2 separate regions of the Mus musculus genome follow, and region 2 is linked to region 1. Evidence: chromatin loops called from intact Hi-C (ENCODE). Cell type or tissue: left cerebral cortex. All regions are shown on one strand.

The links. A loop is a pair of places that touch in the nucleus more often than their neighbours do. Peaks named below come from ENCODE experiments on the same cell type or tissue, not always from the same donor. Only the 100,000 strongest peaks of a DNase experiment are listed, where the experiment ranks them.
Region 2: it touches region 1 in a loop (4-fold over the local background); 3 of 42 quality-filtered maps call a loop at or near these places.

The regions. Positions count from the first base shown.
Region 1 is chr10:52,418,633-52,426,632 of GRCm38, reverse strand. The region is part of intron 1 of Nus1 (NUS1 dehydrodolichyl diphosphate synthase subunit); the gene reads right to left. Among named protein-coding and RNA genes, the nearest start is that of Nus1, 5.1 kb to the right of the region's middle. In left cerebral cortex, a CTCF peak has its summit at 3,339 (motif pointing left); DNase peaks (open chromatin) are centred at 3,344, 7,580 and 7,990; H3K4me3 peaks cover 1,221 bases; H3K27ac peaks cover 112 bases.
Region 2 is chr10:53,325,587-53,333,586 of GRCm38, reverse strand. All of the region lies in intron 3 of Cep85l (centrosomal protein 85-like), which reads left to right. Among named protein-coding and RNA genes, the nearest start is that of Pln, 8.1 kb to the left of the region's middle. In left cerebral cortex, no CTCF peak of the experiment used is centred here; a DNase peak (open chromatin) is centred at 4,053.

The DNA of each region.
Region 1 (8,000 bases):
AAGTCTCAATATAGAAAAGCTGGTGTTTCTGGAACTGAATAATGTAGTTCAGTGGTAGAGCCCTTGCCTAGCATGCTTTAAGGCCCTGGGTTTAAATCCCAGGCACTACCCATTAGCCAACCAAGAAACCAGAACTTCCTCAGCTGCGGGCTATTACAGAGATAGCTCTGCTGTGTATTCTCTCAGCATTCAAAGTCCATCTTTTTAAAGGAAAGGAGAGTAGTTCTGTGAGCATTTACAAGAAAGTGGAATGAAGAGTCCCAGTTGACTTAATTATCACTTTGACACATCCAAGAGTTACCTGCAAAGTCTCAACTGAGGGATCACCCAGATCGGAGTGACCTGTGGACACATCTGTGGAGACTCTGTTGACTGGTAACAGACAGAGGAAGGCCCAGGACACAGTGGGTGGCATCATTCCCTAAGCAGTGGTCCTGGGCCCTAAGAAAGTAGCTATGCATGAACCTGTGATAGAACCAGTAAGCACTGTTCTTGGTTTCAGTTTGAGTTTCTGCTCTAACTTCCCCCAATGATGGACTGCAAATTGTTGTAAGTACAACCCAAAATAAACCTTTTCCTACCCTTTTGGTCACAGTTCTTTATTACAACAACAGAGATAAAACTGGAACTGGGACATTTCGTGAGACCGGAGACATTAGTCCTGGTAGTGAATATAGTATTCCAAGTACAACAGGAATCTACTGGAGGGTTTAACTCAAGAGTTGGCTTGGTAGAGTATTCACAGGTCCTGGATTTAATTCCCAATCCATGCCGTCCCAGAAAATTACTTTGCTAATAGGTGAAGAATGGATAATAGAGTTCAGGGGGCTAGTGTAGTAACACAAGTGAAAGATAATGTTGCTGAAATCTGAGTGGGACAGATGACGCCAATACAAGGGGGACACTTCAGACATAAGTACATACATACATAAGGCTACAATGGGCCGATGACAAGCGACAACTTCCACAGAGGGTAACAAGATACTCAGCTGAGTTTTCAACATGAACAACTTAATGAAAGTAACTCCTACTTTCCAGTATGGAGGAAAATAAGAAAGGGCAGAGTTGAGGGGATTTTCAAGAGTACTGTTTTAGACATGTAATATTATAGATACAAGTTATGAGACAATGGGGCTAGAGGTACCAACGGCATGTCAACACACAGTTATACTTAAAATCACAGGAGAGACACCTGAGACAGTACTAAACTGCCCATACCCACTCAGCAAGCTGTTCATGGCCAAGTTGAGCAGAAAGACAAGGACTCACATACATCTCACGTTTAGAAGAGAAACAAAAGAGAAGCCAGGCATGAGACTTAATGGGTATAGATGTGAATCAAGACATCCAAGCAAACATGGTGTTACAGAAACCAGAATACATACATACAGAACTAAGTCTGCCAGTCTACATAAAATTACAAACTCATCTCAGATTCCTTACTGGAGTCTGCTCTGGCCTGGCGGCAGCAACACTAAAACAATGTTGGGGAAAGCGGTGGTGCATGCTCTTAATCCCAGGATTAAACTCAGTACTAACTCAGGAGGCAGAGGCAGGCAGACCTCTGTTTGAGGCAAGCCTGGTCTACAAAGTTAGCTCTCAGACAGCCAGGGCTGCACAGAGAGGAAGAAGTATCTGCTCTGGAAGGTAAATCACATTCTGGGATGGAATAGAGGTCTCACCATTCAGCCCTCCCTCATGGCCAAGCAAGGGCATACTAGCCAGGCAGTAAGACACAACATGACCTTTCCAAATTAAGAAAACCAAGAAACAACAAGTTTCTTTCAACAAATCTTGCCTGTACTTCTTAAAGGTTCTTCAAAATTCATGTGAAATGTATAATCAATCTAATAAAATGACTTTTAAAATACACATTTAACATACCTTTTGATATTACAATTTTTACAAGTGTTCCTTTTATAGAAGCAGACCTTTTAAGAAACAGCTAGCAAGAAGGATTTATAGGACAAAGAAAAGAAAAATAAACTGAAACAGTTTCCTAGTTATTAAGCTCCTCTAAACTATACAATTAAAGCAGTATTTCCTTATATACAATGCCTCGAGACCTAAGTAAATTACCTGTTGGTTACCTTCACTTAACCTCTGTTACACACAACCATTACACTACTGGAGGGGAATCTCTGGAGAAGAAAACATATACTTAATACTACAGTTATTTTAAATGAAAACTATATTAAAATTTTACATGACTACCACAATCGTAACCATAAATCCTTCTAAGCCACTGAACTATTTTATTTAATTTTAATGGAGAGCCTCATTTTATCTCACAGATCAACAATTATGCTAGAATGTTAACATACTACAGCAAAGAAACAAGTGTGTGCTGGTGGCTTTGTGTGATGGCTTTAAGTAGCTCAAACACAGAAGTATGTAAATGAAGAAGGCACTCAGGCTTTCTCAGCTCCAGCTCATTTTAGTTTAGGTGTCTGTCTGTTTCATCAACAACCAGAAACAAGCACAGAGCTTCACAAATGAGGCAGGCACAGCCCTCCCCTCCCCACCCCTCACTGCACCCCCCAGCAGCACCGCCAGCTAAAGCTGCATGATCTGAAACAAGACTGTCTTCCCAACTCTGCTTCTCTGACACACGGATCAGCAAAAACTCTATAAGGTTGAACTGTGGTGAGTAAACAGGTATCCTAGAGCTGGGGCAATGTTTACATCAATGAGATAAGAGAAGGAACATAATCTGCCTTAAAATGCCCTTTTTGAAAAGTTTCTATCACCTGGAAGTCAGTACCATGATACCATGGCCTGAAGATGATGCAACATGTCAGTCCATAAAGGGACTATTGTCTGTTCTCTAAATGAGGAAAATCAACATAAGCTGTAAGAACAAAAGCTTTAAAAAAAAAAAAAAAAAAAAAAACGGTTCAAATTCTAAACCTGTTTCCTTAGGCTTGTCTCTTGGCTTTCTGATTCTTTCTTGAGCTGGAAATCTTTTAGATTTACTACATTTTTTGCATAGCACATAGCACACAGAGAGAACGAGCAAAGAGGATGGCAAGATGGGCTCTTCTTGTCTTTGAGCCTGGAGTCCTGAGCCACACATGGTGGAAGAGGGCCAATTCCTACAAGTTGTTCTCTGACCTCCATGAGTGTGCTGGGATACACACACCTCAGAACCAGAACCAAAGAACTAAGTGGCTTTTTTTTAAAGAATTTAACAAAAAATAATGGTTTCTATTAAAATTTAATATACGGGGCTAAAGAGAAAGCTCAGTGGTTAAAATCATGGACAGCTCTAGCAGGGGATTCAAGTTCACTTCCCATAACCAATACAGCTAGCTGCCTTCGGGGTATCTACTGCCCTCTTCTGGCCTCCTCTTGTGGCCTCCACTTCCAGCCTCTGAGAATACCAGCACTTAAGGAGCACACACACAAATTAGAAATAAATCTTTGTTTAAAAGGCTTAATGCATAGATCTAGTACTAGTTGGACAGAAGAGTACTAAGAACAGAATTATTCCTTACATCACAAGAGCAAAGCAGGAGAGAACCTTTCAGAGATGAAGCAGGACAGGGATGAAATAACCTGAAGAGCCCACCAAGGAGCCAGGCTTGGCTACACAGTCTAAGACCATGATAAGATTTTGGTAAAGAATCCTTTGCCAGAAAAAGGAGATGGTAAAATAAAATTTGAAGTTCTAGGAAGGAGTGAGCTATACAAAGGTGAGGTTTGGGAACAGAGGTTCCCTTCCACTAATTTCTACATAGAAACACTCCAGGTACACTGTTCAGTATACCAAATACAATCCTGGATGTATTTGGGCTTTCAATAACTCCAACATCTCTCTAATTCAACACAAGGAGAATAATCACACTAAGAGTTATATCTCCTGCTAGTGTCTATGTCACAGGTCAAACTAGAATAGACTAATTTACTTTCCTGGAGGACTCTAAGGTTCACTCTTGGGAAACAAGAGCTGCAACTCAGTTCCTTTTGCTTGTCAAAGAATGTGTCCAGCCCAACCACAGCAGGCATTTAACCCCAGGCACACCCTGGAAGAAGCCCAAAGGAGAAGCAGCGAGGACATCTGCGGAGCTTCTGATGGATGCACATCAAGTGCAGACACAGGAAGAAAACACACGTATCTTTAGAGGTGCCCAAGGTTCTCAGGAGATCCAGAAACACAGTAAGACAAAGGTAAGATGCCTCACAAAGGGCAGGAGACACTAGCATGAGATGAAGGTACTCACAAGGATCAGAGATAGTCATTTCCAAAACAGAAGGTGAATACTCCAGAAAGAGGTGGAAACAAATAGCCTAAATGTAGAGATACAGAGCTGGGGGAGAAATCGGTTGTGAAGGCTGAGGTGGCACTGGGCAGTCTCTTTAGGGCTAGTGAGAAATAACTACCCAAAATCTATTGCACAGCACAGATTTACAAATAAAGAGATAAAGGCAGAAAGGACAACTCTCATAATACAGAAAATAATACCTTGCTGACTCGTTTCTATTTATAATAAGTAACGCTACCCCCAAATTGTCCTCATATGTGAATAAGAATGTAAAAGCTGAAATGAGGTGTGTGCATGTGCCTGTGCATGTGTGTGAGCACATGCGTATGCTGGGTCTCGGTACCATATCCACTAAACTGCATCTCCATCTCCAACTCATGATTATTCTTACATAAGGCAAGTGGCACAGTACCTTTTGTTCTACGTTCAGGTCAAACTCCAGAGTGCAGAAGCACCACATAAGTAGCTTGATAAAAATAGCAAAGCCTGGGTTGGAATACCTTAATTCAGCTGATCAGTAAGTGTGATGAGTCAGTGGTGCCATGAACGTTCAAGGACTCTTTCTCAAACTCCCCTAAACAGACCTACTGTAATCGTAGTACCAACCCAACTGGGCAATAAGGGGTACCCAACCCGACTATTTGGAGCACTGTGTACTTCAAGTGAACACAAAAAAGCAGAAGAGCCCCAAGGCTGTATCATCAAATACATTTAAGAAACACTTTTTTTTAAACACAATTCCTATCATAATCATTTTCTAAATCATAAACACACAGATAAAATAGTCAATTCTCCTTATAAGAACCGTGAGCTCAAAATTTCCTGACCAATCTTCTAAGAAAACTTTAACTTTCAATGAATAAATACAGCAGAAGTTAGCATAATCAAAACGGTTGGCAAGTATAATGAAGAAGTACATAGGCTTAACTGAATCGCTCAGGGCTACAGTGCCAAAGGCCCAGAGTTCAATCCCCAGAGTGACCACCAAAACATAAGACACTCCAGGTGAAGAACTCACTTCAGAATAAATAAATAAACAAACAACTAAAAACCAGACCCATGCCTGTAATCCCAGCAGCAGAGAAGCTGAGGCAGGAGAACCTTAAGTTGGAGGCCAGCCTACCAAGACAAAAGCAAACAAACTTGGTCATTGGTTCACAGGAAGAGACAAATGAAAGTAAATGTCAATGGGTATTTTAGTCTAAGAATTAAAAGCAACCTATAGCCCATCATAATCAGAATGAATGGTATTTAAATACAGATGTGAGGTTGATGAGATGTAGGCTAGGGGGAAATTAAATCATAGGCTTGTCTCCACAGTGGCTGCTATCAACACCCTTCAGCTCTACCTTGAGGCATAAGCCATTTTCCCCCTGAGAAGTAAAATCTACTGCCTTCATTCCAGACAGACAGTGTGACTGCTTGCTTAAACTAGGTCCTAAGGCCTTGCAGATTTGGTCTGATTCTCAGAACTTTTGATCTGAAGGCAAGTGGATCATTTTGAAGTCTCTATTATATAAAAAAGCCTATAGTAGCCTTATGAAGACAGGTGACCATCTCTTCCACTCCAGCCACTATGAATCAGGCATAAAATGGATGACACATGGCAACCTTTATGTCTCTGCCAATTGACTGACTGCAATCTATGTATGTAAGTGACTGCAAGGAAAATTGCCCAATTGTACTGAGTCAACACGTAATTATTTTAAAACACTGAACTTTGGGATAGATTTCTACAACATATGAGCAAAACAGCTGCCTGGGCATTCATCTTACATTGTTTTCCAACATTCTGCTACAGAAGCCTACCTGTTATACTCACTGTTCCCAATGACCAATTCAACACGTTAAGGAAAATCTAATGGGAAAGCCACCAAAGAGGTGGCATTTCCAATTCACATATAGGGAGGGACAAGGGAGTGTTTGAGCTCCTAATCCTATGTACCTTTGGGAGTTCCAATGCAAAGGTCACTTTCCCTTCTTCCTAGAGCCACCGGGGGACAACAGCACTTCAAGGGGATTTCCCCGTTTCTCTCCCTGGTCTTTCGTACTCATTTGTCACGACTTACATATGGGTCTGCATTGATATATAGTAGCTATCCCTCCTTGAAAGTTTTCTCGTTTATGTACATGTCAATACACAAAAACTTTTCTAAATATCTATAGCAAAACAATCTTAAATAGAGGCATACTAGAGGAAACAGAAGAACGTTTAAACACCTTTACCTATTCCAAGGTCTCTCTGTACTTTCAAACCTGAGCTTTCCCTTCCGGCTATCACCTCCTCTCCCCTCCCCTATCTTTTCCCCATTGTGTGTCTAAAACTATAAATTGTCCAGCACACTTATATTAGATGTATTCGTTATGTTCTGTTCTCATTGACTCCTGCATGCTTTCTCATGCTTAGAAAGCTATGCTATTTCATATACACCCAACTTGGGCTTGCTGAAAGAAAGAACCAGTCAAAAGCCAGGATATGTAAAGATCTCTTATTCAAACTATGAAATTATGGCCTTTAAAACAAAGTGCTTCTACAGAAGCACACAGAATCCTTGAAGTCTATTCAGTTAAAAAAAAAAAATGCCCCTTAAATCCCCATTTAGTTCTAGGTCAAAACTTGGCTTAAGTTGGCTTCTTTTCCTTGCTAATAATTTTCCCTCAAAGAGCATATGACACAGGACTTGAATCACACCAGAAATTGAGTAACAGGAACTGCAGGAACAAGGAAGTGTGGATGTATTGTGAACTCCTGCTTGGAAGCAGTCTTGTCAAACAACTCAGCTCTAGCTTTCCTTCCTACTGGATGTACGTCAATCCACGTTACTTAATGCCTTTGATTTCCTTTTTTATTGTCTTATTATATCCCACACTACTGACTGCACTGGGTCAGGCAAGGGCCATGTCGCCTCCTAGACTTCTACTGGTTTCATGAGTCCTTCGGGAAACTCTGTATTGTCAGTCTCTGAATATATTGCACTTTACCCTATAGGGCAAATTATCACTTCAGATGACAGACTCCTGGGGAGTCATCCTCCTTGCTAGCTGTAAAAGAGAATAAAGTAGTCAGAGGTTACTATTACCCCAACCAAACCCCAAACTCAAATACATAGCTGACAAAGATTTAAAGGCAAAACTCAAAATTGCTTCTCCGGAGCATGCAGGCAGTTTACCGGAGAAGAAAGCCGTCATTTTTCTTTCCTGCATACCAATCCTCCTGACTCACCCTACTCAGCCCATCTCTAGCTTTAAGGAAACACCAAGGCACTTAGACTTGACGGAAATGCAAGGCTGACATTTAGAGCCTCCTCTTTATCTCGCTCCTGGTCTTCAATCCCCTACTAACATTTCATCTCCTCTACCCCAACTCTCAAGTTCCTCCTTTCAGAATCTCCTTTCTAGTAGAAACACTCCCCAAATGTCATCCATCACCTCTGTGAGTGTGTCCCTTTCTCCCCTCCAGCCTGAGACGAAGGCAAAATTCCAAGAAATATATTTGCCATTATAACTAACGCTTTAGGCTTGTCATGCAGTAAGTGTTGAGTTCTGTCCTTAACAAACCCGTGGTGAAATCCACTGCCTTGATTACTTGAAGGAACACAAGTGTATCTAGTACTGTACTGGCCTCTAAGGTGAAATGGCAACACGTGATTTCAGGCCTTTTTCCAGGCCTATCAAAACTCTCACACACTTTTCAGAAACCCCATTCAAATGCCACCTAACTCCAAGAGAGCTCAT
Region 2 (8,000 bases), 910 kb before region 1:
CTGCCATGCCAGGCACATTTTGTAATTTCTATAGGCAGATCTATTTATGGTCATTTTAAAGTAGTGATAAGTACAATATTTCTAGGCATCTGTGAGAGTATAATATTGGGCATAGGGAGAACACCAACAGCGAGGTCTGTTTGAGTGGGATAAGGGTGGCGAAGTATCAGGGTGACTTCCTAGGTTGCTTGTTTTGCTTTAGGGTTGAAGCAAGTGGAAGGTCAAAGTGGCTTTCCTGATGGAGCTACATGCCAAGATGCTGTGTTTTGGGGCAGTGTGCCCCAAACCCTATCAAAAGAAATCCATTCTACACTAACTATATACTACTACTGAAGTGTGGACTATCTAGAATTATTTAGAATTCTGTGTATTTTGTTTTATGCATGTAAAAACTTTCTGAGAACAAAGCATTATGATTCAGCACTTTATGAAAAGGATCTGTGGGTCACAAAACTATATAATTCTTGTGATGGGGGCTTCTGTGGCCGAGACATCCCCTTTGGTTTTTCAGCAGGTGACATTAAACATTTTAGCTTGTTCTTTTTGACCTTATCTGCTTTGTCCTGCCTCTTATCACATTCCTCTGTGCCTTGTGCTCTGACTCTGTGTAGCTCTTTGTGACCCTGTGGACAGGTTACTGTTCTATTTTAAGCCAGGGTACTTCTTGTAGAATGTCCCATTAGAACCAGAGTGCTTCGTTGATTATCTGTCTGGGAAGCTTTCCCTAGCCTTTACTAAACCATTTTACATTTACCCATGCTGTTGTCTGTTACTTTATCTGCTGGGCAAACTGCAAGCTCTTTGAGAGCCAGTTTATGAACTCACTTTATTTGCCACTTATTCTTTTTCCTTTACTTGTTTTAGGGAGTAAGTTCCTTTTATGTATCCAGGCTAGCCTCAAACAGTTCTCTTCCCCAGCCTCCCTAGTTCTGGGATCTCAGGCGTATGCAGCTGTTGTTTATTCTTCATAGTACAATTATCTGGTGTATAACTGGCCTGCAGTGATTTTTAAATTCTTATTGAATGAAGAATTAAACACATTGGGGAAGATTATCAAATGATTTTGAGTTACTTTGTAGAAATATTAGGAAAACCCTCTTTTTTTGTTTTCAATTTTTTTATTAGATATTTTCTTTATTTACATTTCAAATGCTATCCCGAAAGTTCCCTATACCCTCTCCCCGCCCTGCTCCCCTACCCACCCACTCCCACTTCTTGGCCCTGATGTTCACCTGTACTGGGGCATATAAAGTTTGCAATACCAAGGGGCCTCTCTTCCCAGTGATGGATGACTTGGCCATCTTCTGCTACATATGCAGCTAGAGTCAAGAGCTCTGGGGGATACTGGTTAGTTCATATTGTTGTTCCACCTATAGGGTTGCAGACCCCTTCAGCTAGGAAAACCATCTTTTAATGCTCATTTAGCGGAAAAGAATATAAATGATTAAGACACATAGGATAGTAGAATAATAAAAAACATGTTATTATTATTTTAAAAGGCAAGAAAGACCAAATTAAAAATATTAGTAGTTTTATTTTCTTTCTTCAGTGGATTTGCAATATTTCTTGGTGCATTACTCTTAATGTTGGCTCTTTCACACATGTATAGTTTTATTTTATACAGTGTTTAAATTTAGGTTTTATTTCAATATACACTTTACTTGAACAAAAGCATGGTATCTACCTGTCTGTAAGTCCAGCACTTAGAAGACTGAAGGAAGAGGATCTTGAGTTGGAGGCCAGCCTGGCCTACTAATAGAAACTGTTGTAAAAGGTTACAGATAAGCTGATAGGCCCTTTCCCCAAAACCCCAGTTTTTTTCCCCAAAACCCCAGCACTAATGTTAACAGGAACCTTTATGTAGCACTGGGTCTTGCTGCGTTTCACTAACTCCTTACTCAGAAAAACACTTACTTTGGTTTTATTGAATTTATTTCTTTGTGTTCACCCTTAGGTATACTTTACAAACATTTATTGTGTGTGTTTATACACACAAATAGCACACTCTTTGTGGAGATCATATGGCTTCTGAGAATTGAACTCAGCTCATCAGCCTTGGTGGCAAGCATCTTTACTCTCTGAATTATCTTGCTGGCCACTGAGCATACTTTTGAGACATGTCTGTATGCTTCCTAAAAGTATTTTTTAAAAAACTTATCTTCTTGTAAAGAACATTATCATTTATATAGTTCTTACCATTGAGTATGGAGTGTGTGTGTGTGTATAAAACAATAGTACAATTGTGGAGGAAAAGGAAAATCAGTTTTTCTAGAAACATTTTTGACAAGAAATTAGGGTAACAAGTTGTGATTAAATTTAAGCAATTTAAATATTTAACAAGTATCTCAAAGTTGTGGGTTTTTTTTTGTAGGCTAGATACCTCCTGGGGGTGTCATTATCTAACTCCTGAGGATTCTTTTTTATTAAACGCTTGGGAATTACTGGCTAAATATTGAAGACGGAGAAGATTAGAGAAGAAAAGACTGAGAAAACATTTAAGCAATATTTTAAGTATGATCTGAGCCTTGGGTGAACAGGAAGTCTTTCTGATAATAGAGAAGACAGGATAGGAGTTCTTTAGTGCAAGCAACTCATTAGAGTGTAGCCTTAAGGTTTGGTGAGAGCTGTCTGTTCACCTCTAGTCAATTTGCTAGATACTTAAAGGCCCAGACATTTAATTTTTCTCAACTATCCATCAATTCTAGGCAGATTATCTATTTTCTTATTAAATATTACATAAAGAGTGTATTGACATTAAGACTGGATAGACAGTTTGTGAAGAGGGTTTGTGTAGTTGTGCACCAATTTGTAAATATATTTTGTTAATTTTTTTAGTCTTATTTTACTTACAGTATTTTTCTCCTCAAACCCTCCAATTTACTCCTTCCTGTTCTCCTTCAAATTGTGGCCTATTTGTTTTCAATTGTTACTGCATGCACATGTATATGTATATATAAAAATATAAATTCCTAAATAAAACCTACTGGGATCATGTGATGTTACTTGGGTGTGTTTCCAGGCCTGGCAGTTTGGCACTGCACTGCTTTTTGGTGTGTTCTTCCTGGGGAGGGCCACCTCTCCTACTGTCAGCTTTCCTCAGTTGCCTGTCATTCTTTACTTAGGGTTGAGGCCTCATGGGCTTCTCCCTGTCCAGTTTGTTGTTGTTTTTCAAGACAGGGTTTCTTTGTGTAGCCCTGCTTGTTCTGGAACTTGCTCTGTAGACCAGGCTCTCCTTGAACTCATGAGGTCTGCCAGCCTCTTCTTCCTAGTGTTGTGATTAAAGGTTTGTGTCACCACTGCCTGGCTAGAGAGACAATCTCATGGCAAATTCTGTGATCTTCTCTGGCTTTATAGTCTTTCGGCCCTTTCTTCTGGAATATTCATTAACCCTTGGGCATGGGGATGTTTTGTAGATGTACTTATTATTTATTGTATGTAGGTGCCATGTCTGCATTTGGTAGCTTTCTGTAGAGGTCTCCCCCTCTTTGCAGTGACATTCACTGCTGAGAGGTGAAGAATATACTTATCTTTGGGTATAAGGACAGATGTTTACAGATTGTTGTTTTGGATCATCCTGGTTTAGTAAGTTGGTTGTAGATTCTCTTTCAGTAACCATACTTTCACTAGCACTACACAGATAGTTAGGTTTCCAGTACCTAATTTGTAAAATTTATTAAATGAATCCTAAGTGGTAGAAACACTATGTTCGCTATGTATTTTTGAGGAACATGTTCACTAATATAATATGTCAGTGAAGTAATTAATATGTGGAGGTTAACTGTACCAGGAGAATGAGAAAGTTCAGACTTAGGTATTGTATAAGGAAAGAAATATTGTCACTCATGGTTCATAAAACTGCAGGCGAGGACAGTGCCAACAGAATCACTCCACTGGAAACCTCATGGTCAACTGAGAAACTTACAAACGGGGACAGAAATCAAACGAAGGGAAGCCTTCCCCATGTTCAGTCCTGTGGGTTAACTAAAAGGATCAATTTGCTTTTCTGAACCTTTGCCATTTCCTTCAGCCCCTTTCTGCCTATAAACCCCACCTCTACTCAGCACGGGGACATTTCTATTTTTGCAGAGGGATTGCTGCCTGATGCATGAATCACCCACAGTATTCAAGCCAATTAAGATAACTGAACTCAATGTATTGACAGCTTTATTTTGACATTACACATATGTCAAATGAGAACAGATTAGAGATGGAATACATTTAAAATCTAAGGTTCTTGGGACTACTAAGGAGAAAGGAAACAGATAGCTAAAGATCCCGGACCTTCATGCTTACTCTTCCTACAATTTATCTTTTAAGAGCTTCCTTGTTGATGGCAAATAGTATAGCAGATATCCAATAGTTCCAAACAAAGAAGATGCAAAAGAAAAAAAAACCAATCTAGTAATTCATATGCTTCTATTCAAAAGGTTCATAACCTTGCTAAGGAAGGCTTTGTGAACACATATTTGTACGTGATGCTCTAAGGTTTCTAGTGAATGGTGACTAAAAGCAGCAGCAGGATTTTCTTTAACAAGATCAGTGAGAATGTCATCTACATAGAGTGAGTACAGGGTTAGCACAATGAACTCAACCTTTCTAAGGATATGCTAAAAGTCCCTCAGCTGTGACTTCGGCATCCCAGTCCACAGAATTTTGAAGCAATTTTGAATGCCCGAAGACTGTTTGCTTTTCTTTATTTTGCGCTATCGGTTTCATGTGGTTTGCTTCCTCTTATCCCAGCTTGGCCTCTCCAGTGGGGTCTGGTGGAGGAGTGCAGTCTGAACCGGTGTCGCGCAGGTGTCATGCTAACATGCTGCTTTGTGCTGCGGCTGTGTGTCACTCGGTGCCTCTTAACATTATTGCCAATTGCCATTCTTATCTTTCTTCTTGCTCAACTCCTTACATTTATGGGGCTTGGGGAGTAAATCTTCCTGTACTCTAGTGTTTTGATAAATAAGATCAGGTGTTCTGATTACACTAAATAGCTTGAAAATATAATTATATTTAAAAGTTGATTTTACCTATAGGAGGAACAACAATATGAACTAGCTAGTACCCCCAGAGCTCGCGTCTCTAGCTGCATATGTAGCAGAAGATGACCTAGTCGGCCATCATTGGGAGGAGAGGTCCTTGGTCTTGCAAAGATTATATGACCCAGTATAGGGGAACGCCACGGCCAGGAAGCAGGAGTGGGTGGGTTGGGGAGCAGGGCGGGGGGAGGGGAGGGTATGGGGGACTTTTGGGATAGTGTTTGAAATGTAAATGAAGAAAATACGTAATAAAAATTGTTTTTGGAAAAAAAGTTGATTTTAAAATAAATATGCAAATTTCACAAATATTGGTTTGTAATATATTTTTGTGATCAACATCCTGGTAACTAGTTCAAGGCACTGTACTACATATAAAATAGAGTCAGATATCTTTGCCTTTATATTCCTTAAAAACAATAAAAAACTTTAAATTATTTGTTTATTGAATTTTTCTTAATATGAAGAGGTTTTTTTTTCTTGGTATGTTTAGATATTTTATGTGATTATTTGCCAAACATATATATTATAAATTTCAATGAATTTTTAGTATGGAAACATTTGCAAACATTAAATGTATTGTAATCAATTGAATTAGTCAATTGCAAAATATTAAGAACTTTTTCCCTCAGAAACCATAAACTGAATATAAATAAACAGATCAGTGTAATCTCTTGGCTTTGTAAACTTTCTATAACTAAATGTTAGTTTATATGTTGATAATCAGTCTTTAAATGACTTTGACTTACATTTAAAATCCAGCTTAATATTCAAAAGTTAGTCTAGTAACTTTAGAGATATTTCTATGTTTGAGAAAAATGTAAATATCAGACTGCAGTATGGTCTCAGTATATAGGCCAGGCTCATTTCAGACTCCTCCTCCTCTGTCAGCCTCTTTGTTGGTGGGATTCCAGGTATAGACCACCAAGTCTGGCTTGGGATAATTTTTAAATGGCACTTTCAATATATAGAAGAAACATTAAATATCTCTAATTGAAATAATAGAAAGCAACCAATATGTGGACAGTAACGAAGCTAGATAATCATTTCACACAGCATAAAAGACCTCCTCTTTTAGTATAACCTCTATTAATAGTTCTGTTTAATATATTTTTGATATAGTTTAATATAGGCATTGTTTTTGTTTCAGAACACTCTTGTTATTTAAGTCGTCATTGTTGTCGTCGTCCTCCTCCTCCTCCTCTCCTCTCCTTCTCTCCTTCTCTCCTTCTCCTTCTCGAGGGGGGGTGCAGAGAGTAAGGTAAAAGCTTAAAGAGCTTTCTTTTGTCTCTTAAATAGTAAAATATGGTGAAAACGTGATGAAAAGATTTTGGTAATCTGAGTTTTAATAGAAAACCTATTGCTATTTCTGTTATAGTTCAGATTTAATAGAAGCTGTGTGTATTGCCTGGTACATTGTTACTCATGTTAAACAGCATGAAAAATAGACTCATATTATATTAAATACTTTATTTTGCTAACTTCTGTACTCCTGCCTTTTGAGTGATGGGTAGGGTGGGAATGTCTTGTATTACAGGCTAGCCTCAAACTTGCTGTGTTGTAGAGGATCCAGACTGCTCCTGACCCTCCTGCCTTTGTCTCTTATGTGCTGGGTTTACAGGTGTGTGGTATCACATTTTGTATCTATTTCCATTTTGTAGTTTAACTATATTATGATTTATTACTATGCTATCAGTGACTTTTGTCCAATTTGATTTAGTAGTAGTTACCTAATAATGAAAGTAAATTAATTAGTTGAATTCCTTTTAATAAATCTTAAAAGAGCAATAAAAGTTTTGGGAAAATTCATGATTAACTTTATTTGAAGGTGTAAAATTTTGTTTATTTAATCTTTTAAGAAAAGTGCCTTTTCATTTTTCAGTATGTGTGTGCATATATATGTGTGTGTGGGTACATATGTGTGGGCAGGTACATATGTCTGCAGGTACATATGTGGCTGCACATGTGTGCAGGTGCATCTGTGTGTGCATGCATGTGTGTGTGTAGGTATATCTGTGTGGCTGTACATGTAGAGGTCAGGGCTAGCATGGGGTGCCTTTCTCAATCACTTTCTACCTTACTTTTTTAGACAGTGTTTTCACTGAATCTGGAGTTCACAGATCCATATAAACTGGCTGTCCAGCAAACTCTCTAGGGAGCCTTCTGTCTCCATCTCCCTGCTCCTAGATTATAGGCATGTACCACCATGCCTGTCATTAAAAAAAAAACAGATGTATTTTCTTTTCAGTTTTGTGGATGTGTCTGTGTGTGGATATGTGCACATGAGTATAGGAATACAGGGCCTGAGGAAACGAGACCACCAGAAGGTGTTCGATCCACATGGAGTTGGAGTTACAGATGTCTGTGAGCCAGATGTGAGTGCTGTGATCTGAGCTTGAGGTCCCTGGAAGAACAACAAGTATTTCTAACTAATTAGTCATTTTTCCAGCACTGTGCCTGGCCTGTTATGTGGATGCTAAAGGTCTGAATTCAGACCCTCATGATGCATGGCAGGTGCCTTACTCAGTAAACCACCCCCTCAGCCCTTACTGCTCAAGGGTTTACCATGCAATCTGTTTTATGACTCCAGTGGCGCCATGTTCATATGTAGCAATCTTTCCTCTGTTAGCATTTAAATCATACATAATAAATTAGCACAGATAGAGGTGAGGTTGAGTTTTGACAGGAAGCAAGGTTTCTTCCTCTAAAACAAAGTTGGAGGTAATTTGTGTAGTGTTATGATAGGGATAAAAACTTCTAAGGTTTTATTTTCATGCATACATTTTAAAGCTAAGTGTGTATATGTTCATATTCTCCTTATTGTTTCCTTTACTCTTTGTGTTATTCAACACATTTGCATTTTTATTTCAGTAAAGTGTATCAGGATGACAGGAGAGTATCAAAGAGTTAGGAAAAATAAATTGAAGAAATAACAGCTCTGGAGCCAGCTGTGGTTGTGTACCCCAGTATATC